Regions from separate parts of the Homo sapiens genome. Here region 1 is linked to region 2. Evidence: read pairs that join two places in POLR2A ChIA-PET (ENCODE). Cell type or tissue: PC-3. All regions are shown on one strand. Each heading gives the region's core, and the rest is flanking DNA. Links, peaks and the distances in the headings are about the cores only. Region 1 has its middle 19 kb from the start of SUV39H1. Region 2 has its middle 22 kb from the start of WDR45.

What was found. Peaks named below come from ENCODE experiments on the same cell type or tissue, not always from the same donor. Only the 100,000 strongest peaks of a DNase experiment are listed, where the experiment ranks them.
Region 1: POLR2A ChIA-PET joins it to region 2 with 5 read pairs; 1 of 35 experiments calls an interaction of 5 or more read pairs at or near these places.

Annotation. Positions count from the first base shown.
Region 1 is chrX:48,712,346-48,719,489 of GRCh38, forward strand. No RefSeq gene overlaps it. Among named protein-coding and RNA genes, the nearest start is that of SUV39H1, 19 kb to the left of the region's middle. RefSeq lists an enhancer at 733-1,027. In PC-3, for the core only: no CTCF peak of the experiment used is centred there; no DNase peak of the experiment used is centred there; H3K27ac peaks cover 389 bases.
Region 2 is chrX:49,098,040-49,105,183 of GRCh38, forward strand. It overlaps a transcript of WDR45 not described here. Among named protein-coding and RNA genes, the nearest start is that of WDR45, 22 kb to the left of the region's middle. RefSeq lists an enhancer at 2,505-2,584. In PC-3, for the core only: a CTCF peak has its summit at 3,710; a DNase peak (open chromatin) is centred at 3,262; H3K4me3 peaks cover 1,966 bases; H3K27ac peaks cover 1,055 bases.

The sequences.
Region 1 (7,144 bases), core at 3,230-5,729, 380 kb before region 2:
CCTCAAAGAGTTAACCTCACAACCTGAAAAGTAAACCCACAAACATGCCAAAGACCTCACACAGCAGACAGACAATGCAAAAATGCTCAGAGTTGACAAACTTTACACCCTAGGATACAGACCCCTTAACAGCCGAGTGACCCAGTGACATACAACCCGGGCATAGACCCCCAAATACTAGAGAGACGTCAGAAACTGATAACAGAACCCCAAACTGCTCAGAGACCCCAAACCCTAGAACCAGACCCCTAATAAGTCACAGACCTCATACCCTGGGACTGAGACTCCCTCAACAGGAACTGTCTCACTCTTGGAAACATAACAGTTGAGGGACCTCAACACCAAGGAATACAGAGATCAGAGATCTGACACTTTGGGACACAGAGGGTGAAGCACTCCAGAGGCTTGAAACAGTAAAAAGACATTATTAGTACAAAGACATCAGACTCTGGAAACAGATCCTGAAACTGCTCAGGAAAATCAACCCTAGGACAAAACCCACGGCATCACAGATAACTCATTTGTTGGGACATTGGCTCAAAACAGTTTGGCGGTGATACTCAAATACATCAGAGTTCTCATACAAGGGTACAAACACCTCACACCTGAAAAGAGAGACTGCTAAATAGTTCAGAGACATCATACTCTGCACAGGAACCACCAGAGAGTTAAGAAATTTCACACCTATAGACCTTCAAACAACTCAGAAAACTCACTCACTGGCGCACACACACCCATTACAAGCTCAGAGACCTTAACCCTGGAACAAACCCCTAATGAGTCAGATATATCAAACCCCGGGACTGAGCCCTCTGAAAAGGAACAGAGACTTCACGCCTGAAAATATATCCCAAACAGGTCAAGGGACTTTGAAACCAAAAGAGCTCAGGGACCACGTATCCTAGGACACCAGTGGACAAACAGCTCAGAGACCTCACAAGGTAAACACAGTCCGCAAAACAGCCCAGTGAACTCACCCCCCTGGAATGTAGACCAGAAAAAGCGCAGAACCCTCGCATTCAGGATTCAGAATCCTTCTGAGACTTAGGGTATAGACCCCAAAATATATTTCAGAGAATTAATATGCTGGATGCAGAGTATCAACTAATTCAGAGGCCTCAAATTGTGGGACGTACACACCCAAAGAGATCAGAGAACTCACATCCTGGACATACACCAACAAACAGACCAGGGACCTCAACCCTGTGACATGTGCGCGCGCGCGCGCACACACACACACACACACACACACAGCTCAGAAAATCCAAATTCTAGGAAACACACACCCAAAAAGAACGGGGACCTCACATCCTGTGACATACTCACAGAAAGATCAAAAACCACACAAGCTGAGATATACACCCACAAATATTTCAGAGAACTAACATCTGGGGCCTTATACCCACAAACAGATCACAGAACTCAGTCCCTGAGACATATACACATAAAAATACCAGACACTTCACATGCCAGGACATATACCCATGAATAGATCAGAGCACTCACACCTTGGGAAATAAACCAAAGACTACATCAGGGACCTCACATATTACTTGAGGCACACACTCACAAAGAGACCAGAGACTCAATTCCTGGGACATAAACCCAAACACCTCAGAGATCTCGCATGCTGGGACAAAGAAAGAAAGACAGGTCAGAACCTCACAACCTGGGACACAGAGCCACAAACAGATCAGAGATTACACACTGTTGACAAACATACAGGAACAGATCAGAACCCTCACATCCTGAGACATACAACCACAAGGAGATCAGAGAGCTCACATCTTGACATACACCCATAACCAAACTAGACTTGACATTCTGGTACGCTGACCCTCAAAGAGATCAGAGAATTCATACCCTTGGACTTACACCCACAAATAAGTAATAGACCTTGCAGGCTAGAAATACACATAGAGCCTGTCATCCTGGAACATAAACCCAAAAAGAGGCCAGAGAATTTACGTCTTGGGACACACACCCACAGTCACAATAGAGACTTCACATCCTAAAATATAAACCCACAAAGGATCAGAGATCATAAACCAAGGGATATACACCCACAAAGGGAACAGATACTGTCCACTGTGGGATATACATTGAGAAAGACCAGAGAAATGCACATCCTAGGAAATACACTAAAAAATCCTGGGAAATAAATCCACAGACAGTAATGAAACACTGGGATATACAAACCCACAAACAGATCAGAGACCACACACCCTGGGACACATATCCACAGACAGTATGAGATTTCACGTCCTGGAACAAACAGCAAGAAACAAATCAGAGACATTAAACACTTGGCAATACATGTGAAGAGATCAGAGATAACATAGCCTGGGACACTGACAAAATGTTCACAGACCTCGCATGCTAGGAAATTTGCCCAGAAAAAGATCAGAAACCTCACATCCTATGACACACAACCTCAAATAGATCACAGACATAAAATCCTGCAAAACACACCCACAAACCATTCACAAATCTTGCATCCTGGAACATACAATGACAAACAAATCAGAGACCTCACATCTAGGGGAGGTCACACCCATAAAGAGAATACAGATAACAGACCCCGACACACACGCATACCCAGAAACATACAGATAACTATCTTACGAATATAGCTGCAAACAGATCAGAGGGCTCACATCATGGGATATACACTGACAAAAGGATTAGAGACCTTACAACGTGGACATGCACCCACACAGATCAGAGACCTCCACTCCAGCAACGTACATGGACAAATGGCTCAGAGCTCTCACATCCTGGAGCATACAAAAACAATCAGAGACTTCAAATCCTGCAGTATACAACCATAATCCAGTCACACTTCATGTGCTGAAAAACACACCCAGAAACAGATGGTAGACATGACATCTTACAGCATAACTCCCAAGAGATCAGATGATTCAACAGTTTTGGCTTCAAATTTCTCTCTGACCTCTGCTTCTGTCATCGCATCACCTTCTGTGACTCTACTTCTGTTGTCACATGGTCCTCTCTGATGTGACACACACAGTCTTCTCAGACCCTGAAGGTCCTACCTTCCTCATATAAAGACTCTTGTGATGACAGTGGGCCCACCTGGATTGTCCAGGATAACTGCCCCCATCTCAGGATGCTTACCTAATATGTATTTGCAAAGCCCCCTTTCCAGATAAGACAACATATTAACAAGCTCCAGGAATGAGGTGAGGACATATTTGGGGATCTATTATCTGACGAAACAGAACATACATGCACAAAGAGAACCCTCACATCCCGGGACTTTCACCCATGAACTGCTCACAGATCTCACAGCTGGAGTCATAGACCTCCAAAGGGATCGGAGAACTCCCACTCCTGGACATCAATCCAAAAAGATCAGAGAGCCACACACTCTGGGGCATACGCCAAATGATGCTCATAGTCCTCACACCCTGGGGATTAAACCCACAAAGACATAAGAGAACCACACTCTGCCAAGTACATTCTCAAAGAGAACCGGAACCTGACACGCTGGGATATACACTAGCGAAGAGATCAGGGACCCCACATTCTGGGACAAACACCCTCGAACATACCAGATCTCTGACTCTGAGACACAGACACAAAGAACACAAAAAAACACATTCATTGACAGACACCCACAGACAGGTCAGGAACCTCACAAACTGGACATAAAACCACAAAAAGAATGGGACTCACACCCTCTATAAACACCCTGAGGAGATGACACACTCACATACGATGACACACACGAACAAATGGATCAGAGACCTATCTGAGAACCTATCTGAGAAACACAACCAGAAACCATACCAGAGACCTCTAATACCACGACATGAAACACCAGGTCACAGGCCTCATATGCAGAAAATACTCCTGAAGAAGTACAGAGACCTGCTGTCTTTGGTATAGACCCAAGAGGAGATCACAGGTCTCCCACAGAGTGCTCCAAAACCACATTGTGGATACATGTACCACAACAAAACCTGACTTCTACTATAAATACCAGCACACAAACCAGAAACTTTATATGCATATCATAAGTACCCACAAATATTGGCAAAACAGCTCAGAAAATTCATGCCAGGGATATATACCCACAAACAGATCAAAGACCTCATATCCTAGGCTAAGCATTCAGAATCAGATCAGAGAACTCACTTCCTGAGAGAACCCTCTCAAAGAGGTGAGAGGCTGGGCGCGGTAGCTCACGCCTATAATCCCAGCACTTTGGGAGGCCAAGGTGGGCGGATCACCTGAGGTCAGGAGTTCGAGACCAGCCTGGTCAACATGGCAAAACCTCATCTCTACTAAAAATACAAAAATTATCCAGGCATAGTAGCACGGGCCTGTGGTCCCAGCTACTTGGGAGGCTGAGGCAGGAGAATTGCTTGAACCTGGGCGGCAGCAGTTGCAGTGAGCCAAGATCGCACCACTGCACTCCAGCCTGGGCAACAGAGTGAGACTCCATCTCAAAAACAAACAAAAAAAAAGAGGTGAGAGACCTCACTCTCTGCTTCATTCACCAGCAGACATACCAGAGGCTTCACACCATGACACAGAGACAGACAAATCAGGGAGTCTCACATCTTGGGACATAAACCCAGAAACAGGGCAAGAATTTCAAGCAAAAGGAAATATACTCACACAGAGCTTGGAATCCTTACACCCTAGACATACGCACCTCAACAGATCAGAGAACTCACACACTGGCACATGTACACAAAATCAGATTGGAGATGTCCCATCCTAGAACATACGCTCCTCCACAAAAGCTGAGAGCACAAATTCTGGGACACACACCACCAAATAGGTCATCAGATCAGAGACCCTGCACAGAAATCAGTGACCTCCACTATCAGACACACACCCTCACAAATAGATCATGAAGTTCACATCCTGACAACCAGATAGAGACAGCACAACCTGACACACTATTGATTTTCTATTGCTGCTGAAACAAATCACTAAAAGCTTTTTGTCATAAAACAATGCAAATTTATTATCTCACTCAGCTGGGGGTGGCTCATACCTGTAATCCCAGCCTTTTGGGAGGCTGAGGTAGGTGGATCCCTTGAGCCGAGGAGTTTGAGACCAGCCTGGCCAACATGGCAAAACCTCGTCTCTACTAAAAATACAAAAATAAGCCGGGAGTGGTGGCGGGCGCCTGTAGTCCCAGCTACTCGGGAGGCTGAGGTACGAAAATCGCTTGAGCCTGGGAGGCAGAGGTTGCAGTGAGCCAAGATGGCACCACTGCACTCCAACCTAGGTGACAGAGTGAGACTCTGTCTCAAAAAAATAAAAATAAAAAAAAACTTATGATCTTACATTTCTGACAAAGAGTCTTACAGGGTAAAAGTCAAGGTGTTGGCAGAGCTGACTTCTTTCTGGAGTTCCTTGGGGAGAATCCAATTTCTTTTTTCTTTTTCTTCTTTCTTTCTTTTTTTTGAGACAGAGTCTTGCTCTGTCGCCAGGCTGGAGTGCAGTGGCGCGATCTTGGCTCACTGCAACCTCCGACTCCCTGATTCAAGCGATTCTACTGCCTCAGCCTCCCGAGTAGCTGGGATTACAGGCACGCGCCACCACACCCAGCTAATTTTTGTATTTTTAGTAGAGACAGGTTTTCACCATGTCGGCCAGGATGGTCTTGATCTCCTGACCTCGTGATCCACCCACCTTGGCCTCCTAAAGTACTGGGATTACAGGCGTGGGCCACCACGCCTGGCCAAAGAATCCAGTCTCTGTAGGCTGCCTACATTTCTGAGCTCATGGCCTCTTCCTCCATCTTCAAAGCCAGAGGTCTGTTTCACCTTCAAATCTTTCTCTCTCTCTCTGTCTCTCTCCCCACCCCCCTTTCTTCCTCCTCCCCCATCTGTCTCTCCTTGTATCCATCTATCTCTAGCTCTCTTTGATCTCTGTATATGTTGTCCATCATCTTTTCTGTACTTCCATCACTACATAGCCCTCTCTGACTCTTGCCTTCACGCCTCCCTCATATAAGGACACCTGTGATTACATTGGGCCTGCCCAGTTAATCTAGGATAAGCATCCCCATCTCAGGATGCTTAACTTCCACAAAGTCACCTCTGCAAAGTCCCTCACAATCACCTCTGCAAAGTCCCCCTTTCCATGTAAATTAGCATAATTGTAGGTTTCAGGGATTAGGAAGTGCACATCTTTGGGGTACCATTAGCTACCAGAGACCTACATACACACACAAACAATTCACAGACTTTACATCCTGAGTCATACACTTCCAAATAGATAAGACACCTCCACTCTCTAACAGACATCCAAAAAGAGCAGAGACACATTCTGGGACATATACCAAAAAATACTCAGAGTCTTCAATCACTTGGAATTAAACTCACAAACACATAAGAGAACTCACCATCTGGGACATACACACTCAAAGAAAACATGGACCTGACATGATAGGATATATACCCACGAAGATATCAGGGGCCCCACATGCTGCAAAATGCACCCCCAACAGATCAAATCTCCAAACCTGGGACATACACACACACACACACACACACACACACACACACACACACACACACACTGCAGAAAGAAACATTCTCAGACATAAACCCACTACCAGGTTAGGTATCTTACAATCCGGGACATGTTGAATTAGACCTCACATCCTTGACAAATACACACAAAAGAGACACTCACATACTGTGACATTCACTAGCAAACAGATCACAGACCTCATGTAAGAAACACAACCAAAAAGAGATCAGAGACCTTGAATCCTGCAACATGAAACTACAAACAGCCTAGAGACCTTACCTGCAGGATATATATGCAGAATAGGTATACAGACCTGACATCTTGAGACATAAAGCCACAAACAGATCAGAGACCTCACAACCTGAGCTAGATACCCATAAACAAATCAGAGGTCTCAATCCTGCAATACAGACCCATAATCAAGCCATAGACCTCACATGCTAGGGAAAAGAGCCAGAAATAGATCACAGACCTGAAATCTTGCAACATACACCCATAAAGAGATCAGAGAGCTTATATTCTGAGACATACTCCCAAATAGGTCAGAGGTTTTCAAACCAAGGGAAATAACCCACAAATAGCTCAATAACTTCACAGCTTGGACACATACACACCTCAACAA
Region 2 (7,144 bases), core at 1,984-4,483:
TTGCAAGGCTTAAGTGATCCTCCCACATCAGCCTCCTGAGTAGCTGGGACCACAAGTGTGTACCACCAAACTGGGCTAATTTTTTGTAATTTTTGTAGAGACGGTGTCTCACATTGCCCAGACTGGTCTCAAACTCCTGGCCTCAAGTACTCTCTCTTTAAAAAAGATAATACTGCAGGGCATGGAGGCTCATGCCTGTAATCCCAGCACTTTGGGAGGCTGAGGTGGGCGGATCACTTGAGGTCAGGAGTTTGAGACCAGCCTGACCAACATGGCAAAACCTGGTCTCTACTAAAAATACAAAAATTAGCCAGGAGTGGTGGCGAGCACCTGTAAATCCCATCTACTCGGGAGGCTAAGGTGCGGGAATTGCTTGAACCTGGGAGGCGGAGGTTGCAGTGAGTCAAGACCGTGCCACTAAACTCCAGCCTGGACAACAGAAGGAGAACCTATCTTAAAAAAAAAAAGAAAAAAAAAAGGTAATAAAGGCTGGGTGCAGTGGCTCATGCCTGTAATTCCAGCACTTTGGGAGTCTGAGGCAGGAGGATTGCCTGAACGCAGAAATTTGAGACCAGCAGGGCAACATTGTGAGACCTCATCTCTACAAAAAGTAAAAAATTAGCCAGGTGTAGCGTGGCGCACCTGTACTCCAAGCTACTTGGGGGGCTGAGGTGGGAGGATGGCTTGAGCACAGGCTGTCCAGACTGCAGTGAGCCATGACTTCACCATTATACTCCAGCCTGGGTGACAAAGAAATACCCTGTCTCTACCCCCCCACCAAAAAATGAGTTAATATAGCTTATTGTATGTTTGGTTATACTGTAATCTTTAGAACAAAATCCCAAACAAAAACAATGCACCCCTCACTTCCTATGGCATCTGAGTGGCGAAACTGAAGTATATACAAAGTATTATATGAAACGGAAGTATATACAAAGTATTATACAAAAGTGAAGTATACATGTTACAAAGCCAGCCACTCTCAGAAACATCCAGAGGAGGGGCCTGGCACAGTGGCTCATGCCAGTAATCGCAGCACTTTGGGAGGCCCAGGTGGGTGGATTACCTGAGGTCAGGTGTTTGAGACCATCCTGGCCAACATGGTGAAACCCCATCCCTACTAAAAATACAAAAATTAGCTGGGCGTGGTGGTGCGTGCCTGTAGTCCCAGCTACTCGGGAAGCTGAGGCAGGAGAATCGCTTGAACCCGGGAGGCAGAGGTTGCAGTGAGCCGAGATCACACCACTGCACTCCTGCATGGCAACAGAGTGAGACTCCATTTCAAAAAAAAAAAATCCAGAGGTGACTAATTGCCCGGACTTCAACTGAACCTTTGAAGAGTGCTACCCAGTACTCCAGTTCCCACACACTCACAGTTAAAATAGCAACCTTTTTCCTCATTCCTGAGAAAAGAGGGATAAAATAACAATCTAAGAGAAAAGGAAAGAACAATGTTTCTGGGGCGGGCGTAGTGGCTTATGCCTGTAATCCCAGCACTTTGGGAGGCTGAGGCAGGCGGATCACGAGGTCAGGAGATCGAGACCATCCTGGCTAACACGGTGAAACCCTGTCTCTACTAAAAATACAAAAAATTAACCGGGCGTGGTGGCGGGCGCCTGTAGTCCCAGCTACTCAGGAGGCTGAGGCAGGAGAATGGCGTGAACCCGGAAGGTGGAGCTTGCAGTGAGTCGAGATCGCGCCACTGCACTCTAGCCTGGGCGACAGAGCGAGACTATGTCTCAAAAAAAAAAAAACAAAAAAAAACAAAAAAAAACACACAGTGTTTCTTGGGACCAGACCTGATATCAACGTTGTTTCTTGGGACCAGACCTGATATCAACGTTGTTTCTTGGGACCAGACCTGATATCAAGGTTGGCTGTTTTCAGCAGTGGAGGCAGCACTACGCTATTGGAGTTTCTAAGCTAATTAAGGGAATTTTTTCCCACTTAGTGAAAGCTGGGGCCTCAGGGCTCAGGCTTCCTAACATTTTGGGCACCCAGTTAAAAGATCAACAGTCCCCTGTCCCTTCAGCATGTGACTCACCCCAGGGCAATGAACTGGGCCCACGGCTCCATCTGCATCTATATCCCTGTAAATCATGGATTTATACATATTGGTGCATACGTTTATAATGCTTGCAATATATACTTCCATTTCAACTTACATATATATAAAATGTAACAATTTCTTTTCTTTCTTTTTTTTTTTTTTTGAGACGTAGTTTCGCTCTGTCGCCCAGGCTGGAGTGCACTGGCGCGATCTCGGCTCACTGCAAGCTCCGCCTCCCGGGTTCACGCCATCCTCCTGCCTCAGCCTCCTGAGTAGCTGGGACTACAGGCGCCCGTCACCACGCCCGGCTGATTTTTTGTATTTTTTTAGTAGAGACGGGGTTTCACTGTGTTAGCCAGGATGGTCTCGATCTCCTGACCTCGTGATCCACCTGCCTCGGCCTCCCAAAGTGCTGGGATTACAGGCGTGAGCCACCGCGCCCGGCCAAAATGTAACAATTTCAACCTGTAAAAAGATAAGTGGTCACCTTACCTATGATGTGGATTAAATAAGACGTGTCAACGCAGCCATCCTGCCCCATCCGACCAGACCTTAATGCTCCAAAACCATCAGTTTGCGCCTGGAAAACTGGGGAAAGTGTTTATTCCCTTACACAGGCTTCGCCAAAGGCCCTGACACTTAGGGCTTTTTCACTGCTGCAAACGTTGGACCGGCTTGTGAGAAGGAGTACAGTTAATCTAACTTTGGTATACTGTATCCAGAGACCACAGAGGGCTCGCTCTGCGATTTATGGTGCGAGGAAGACCAGACACCCGCTGTGCCCGTCCTACTCCTGCAGATCAAACTCAAAGCCACACTTTCCGGAGTGAGAAACGGGACAGTAAATGAACGCAGGAACCACGGTGCGCAGGCACAGAACCCCGCTGGGTTTGCTACGAAGGTTGAGGTGGAAGCGCCCAGCGCACCAGGCGCCACGGCCCGGTGTGTGACCTCACTAACCTCCACCAGCGCGCACCCTGTCCTGCCCCTTCACGGGCGAACAACCCCACACGAGGCAGTGGTGTGGGAGCCAGTACCCGGAACCGTAAAAGCACGACTTTCCCGGAGCCCAGGCACTGAATGGCACCCACTGCGCATGCCCCAGAGCGGCGACGAATGGGAGCCCGGAGCGCAGGGGCGGAGGCGCGCCCGGGCAGCTACCGAGAAGCGCCAATCAACCATCGACCAATCAGATCATCACCGTCAATCGTCATCGACCAATCAGAGCCCACCGCGCCCCGGCCTTAAGCCAGTTGCTTGTTCCGCGGCGGGAGGGTTGGGTCAAGACTAAGCCTTCGGGGGAGAGGGCAACGCGGTGGGCGGGAGAGAGGCCGAGGGCCGCTCGGGTCTGGGAGTGCCAACAGGACGGGATGGGCACGAGCATGCCGGGCCCCGCGCGGGGGAGGGGCTCTTTCCTTACCCCACACAAAAAGGTGTGCCCGGGTTGGCTGCCCCTGCCCAGTGTTGTGGCTCCATGTGGACGCTTTCGTGCGCGCGTCCCTGCCCCGCGCGCGGCAGGCCATTCCAGGCTGTGGGCTGCGGGCTCTGGGGTCCGAGGGTCGGACACGCTGGGGAGTGGACACCCCTAGGGTCACACAGACAGGGCTTTGGACACCCACAGGGGCACACACATTGGGGAGTGGGCACTCCTGGGGTCACACAGACCGAGGTGCAGGGATGTAGGGGGCGCCCGTCCAGGGGTAGTTGGTGGTGGCTGAGGGTGAGGGCAAGGTAAGGACTGGGAGGAGATTTCTGGTTCCCTGACTGGGCCAGGGTTTTCCTGTGCAGGTGAGGGGAGTAGGCCGGGGCCTCTCGTTGGTGGGGAGGGCTCCAGGAGCCTGTCCCAACCCTGCAGGCCTCTGGCTGAGCCTCACAGAAGGGAGCTCTGAGATGGGCTGTGCAGCAGGGGAAAGAAAAAGAGAGGTCGGTCGCCTGTTCTGGGTTCTTGACCATCCACCAGTGGTGGTGGAGCCTGGAAGTCTGAGGGAGGAGGGTGAGGAGGCGCTTGAGGGACGGGGGGAATCTAGGCGTCAGGAATGATAGTTCGTTGATCCAAATTACCCAGTAATGGATAATTTTAACACGTGCCAACCTCTCCTGATTACGTGAATAATTTCACTGCGTCTTCACAACAACCTTAACTACTATTATCATCGTTGCGTTCTGGATGAGAGACCTAAGGCCCTGTAGGGGTTACCAGAAGGCACACAGCTGAGCAGAGCCAGGGCCAGGGTCAGGCTGTGCACTCTGGACTCTGTGTTCTGACCATGCGTCACTGACTCTACAGATGTCTCTCCTTTCTGTGCTCACCCTGTCCTCATTCCGCCCCCGGCAGGACAGAGGGCCCCTGAAGCATCCATTTGCCCACAGCATCAGTGAACTGTGTAGAACTCTCTGTGCAAGGGAGCTGGCCCCTGTGCACCCTGAGTCGTTTTTCTTCTCTGGCTCCCCACGCAGGGGCAGTGAACAGAGGACAGGGAAGCTTTGTAGGAAGAGGGCAGTAAATCACAGCATAGTTATCCAGACTGCAATTATTTACTTAGTGCATTCAGGGTCTTGTATTAGGTGGTGGGGATTCCGCGCTGAACCAGACAGACAAGGGTCCTGTTCCTGCCTGCCCTCGGGGTGTGTTTTGGGAATTCCTCCTTGAGGGTGCTTTGGCACTGAATGGGCAGAGGTCTGGTGCTGGGGGGCTGTCCCACACCAGCAAGACTTGTAATGTACATGAATGTGAATGTCATTTCAGGATGGTAAAAGGAGGCCTTTTCTTTTTTTTTTTTTTTTCTGAGACGGAGTTTCGCTCTTGTTGCCCAGGCTGGAGTGCAATGGCACGATCTTGGCTCACTGCAACCTCTGCCTCCCAGGTTCAAGTGATTCTCCTGCCTCAGCCTCCCTAGTAGCTGGGATTACAGGCATGTGCCACCACGCCCAGCTAATTTTGTATTTTTAGTAGAGACAGGGTTTCTCCATGTTGGTCAGGCTGGTCTCGAACTCCCGACCTCAGTTGATCCACCCACCTTGGCCTCCCAAAGTGCTGAGATTACAGGCATGAGCCACCGCGCCCGGCCGAAATGTTTCTTACTAAAAGGGCGTACTGGATCTGAGGGTTGGGAAATGACACTTCCTTATGTCAGGCCTGTCCCAGGAAGCACCCCGCAGTCGGGTACGGAGGGCCATGAGGATAGTACGGTGAGGGGAGGAAGAGGATATAGCAACGTAAATTTTGCCATCTTGGCCTCAGTTTGGTTTTAAAGGACAGCAGCTGGACCTTCCCTATGTGTAGGACTCAATCAGTGGGGCCAGGGTGTGGAAGACAGCCCTGTGTCTTATTACCTACTCAGGGCCTGAGGTGTGGCAACCAGGATCTTGCAGGGAATGCCTTCCCAAAAAGAAGCAAAATACAGAAGATATAAACAGGAAGCCAGGCATAGTGGCTCACACCTGTAATGCAAGCACTTTGGGAGGCTGAGATGGGAGGATCCCTTGCACTCAGGAGTTTGAGACCCACCTAAGCAACACAGTAAGACCCTGTCTTTATAAAAAAATTTTAAAAATTATCCGGGTATGGTGGTGTGTGCCTGTAGTCCCAGCTACTTGAGGGGCTGAGGAGGGAGGATTGCTTAAGCCTGGAAGTTCAAGGTTGCAGTGCACTGTGATCATGCCAGTGCACTCCAGCCTGGGTGACAAAGCAAGAACCCTGTCTCAAAAAAAAAAAAAAAGATATAAACAGGAGGTGATTCATCTGGTGCCCCTGGAGGTTGGAGACGAAGGTGATGGGGTCTATCCCAGTTCTTGGGCGTTCCTGGTGTTTACTGTGTAGTAAATTACTTCTGCTTCCAGCTGTGCAGACAAGCAAACAGAAAAGCTGGATTAAAGCTGCTGTTTTTAAGTCTATTTGAAGGCCCAGGAGAGCAAATTATCTCTGAGGTATTACCTCACCAAATACTGGCATCCAGTGCAGAAAAGCAAGAGTTGATGGAGACACATAAAAAACAAACAAGCTCGGCTGGGCACAGTGGCTCACGCCTGTAATCCCAGCACTTTGGGAGGCTGAGGTGGGCTGATCACCTGAGGTCAGGAGTTCGAGACCAGCCTGGCCAACATGGTGAAACTCCGTCTCTACTAAAAATACAAAAATTAGCTAGGTGTGGTGGCGGGTGCCTGTAATCCCAGCTACTCGGGAGGCTGAGGCAGGAGAATCACTTTAACCTGGGAGGCAGAGGTTGCAGTGAGCTGAGATCGTGCCACTGCACTCCAGCCTGGGCAACAGAGCAAGACTCTGTCTCAAAAACAAACAAACAAAAACCAAAACAACAAACAAACAAAAAACAAACTAGCTCTGGCCGGACGTGGTGGCTCACGCCTGTAATCCCAGCACTTTGGGAGGTGTGTGGATCACCCGAAGCCAGGAGTTCAAGACCAGCCTGGCCAACATGGTGAAACCCCATCTATACTAAAAATACAAAAAATTAGTCTGTCGTGGTGGTGTGTGTGCCTGTGGTCCCAGCTACTGGGGAGGCTGAGGTGGGAGGATCACTTGTGCCTGGGAGGCAGAAGTTGCAGTGAGCTGAGATTGTGCCACTGCACTTCAATCTGGGTGACAGAGTGAGACCACGTCTTATTAAAAAAATAAATACAAATATTAGTTGGGTGTGGTGGCATGGGCCTGTAATCCCAGCTACTTGGGAGGCTGAGGTGAGAGAATTGCTTGAACCCAGGAGGTGGAGGCCTCAGTGAGCCGAGATCACGCCACTGCACTCCAACCTGGGCAACAGAGCAAGAATCTGTCTCAAAAAAAAAACAAAAACAAAAAACAAAGGCCAGGCGCAGTGGCTCACACCTGTAATTCCAGCACTTTGGGAGGCCCAGGCAGGTGGATTACTTGAGGTAAGGAGTTTGAGACCAGCCTGGCCAACATGGTGAAATCCTGTCTCTACTAAGAATACAAAAATTAGCTGGGCATGGTGGCCCATGCTTGTAATCTCAGCTGCTCCAGAGGCTAAGGCACAAGAATCACTTGAAACCCAGGAGGCAGAAGTTGTAATGGGCCGAGATTGCACCATGGCACTCCAGCCTTGGCAACAGAGTGAGACT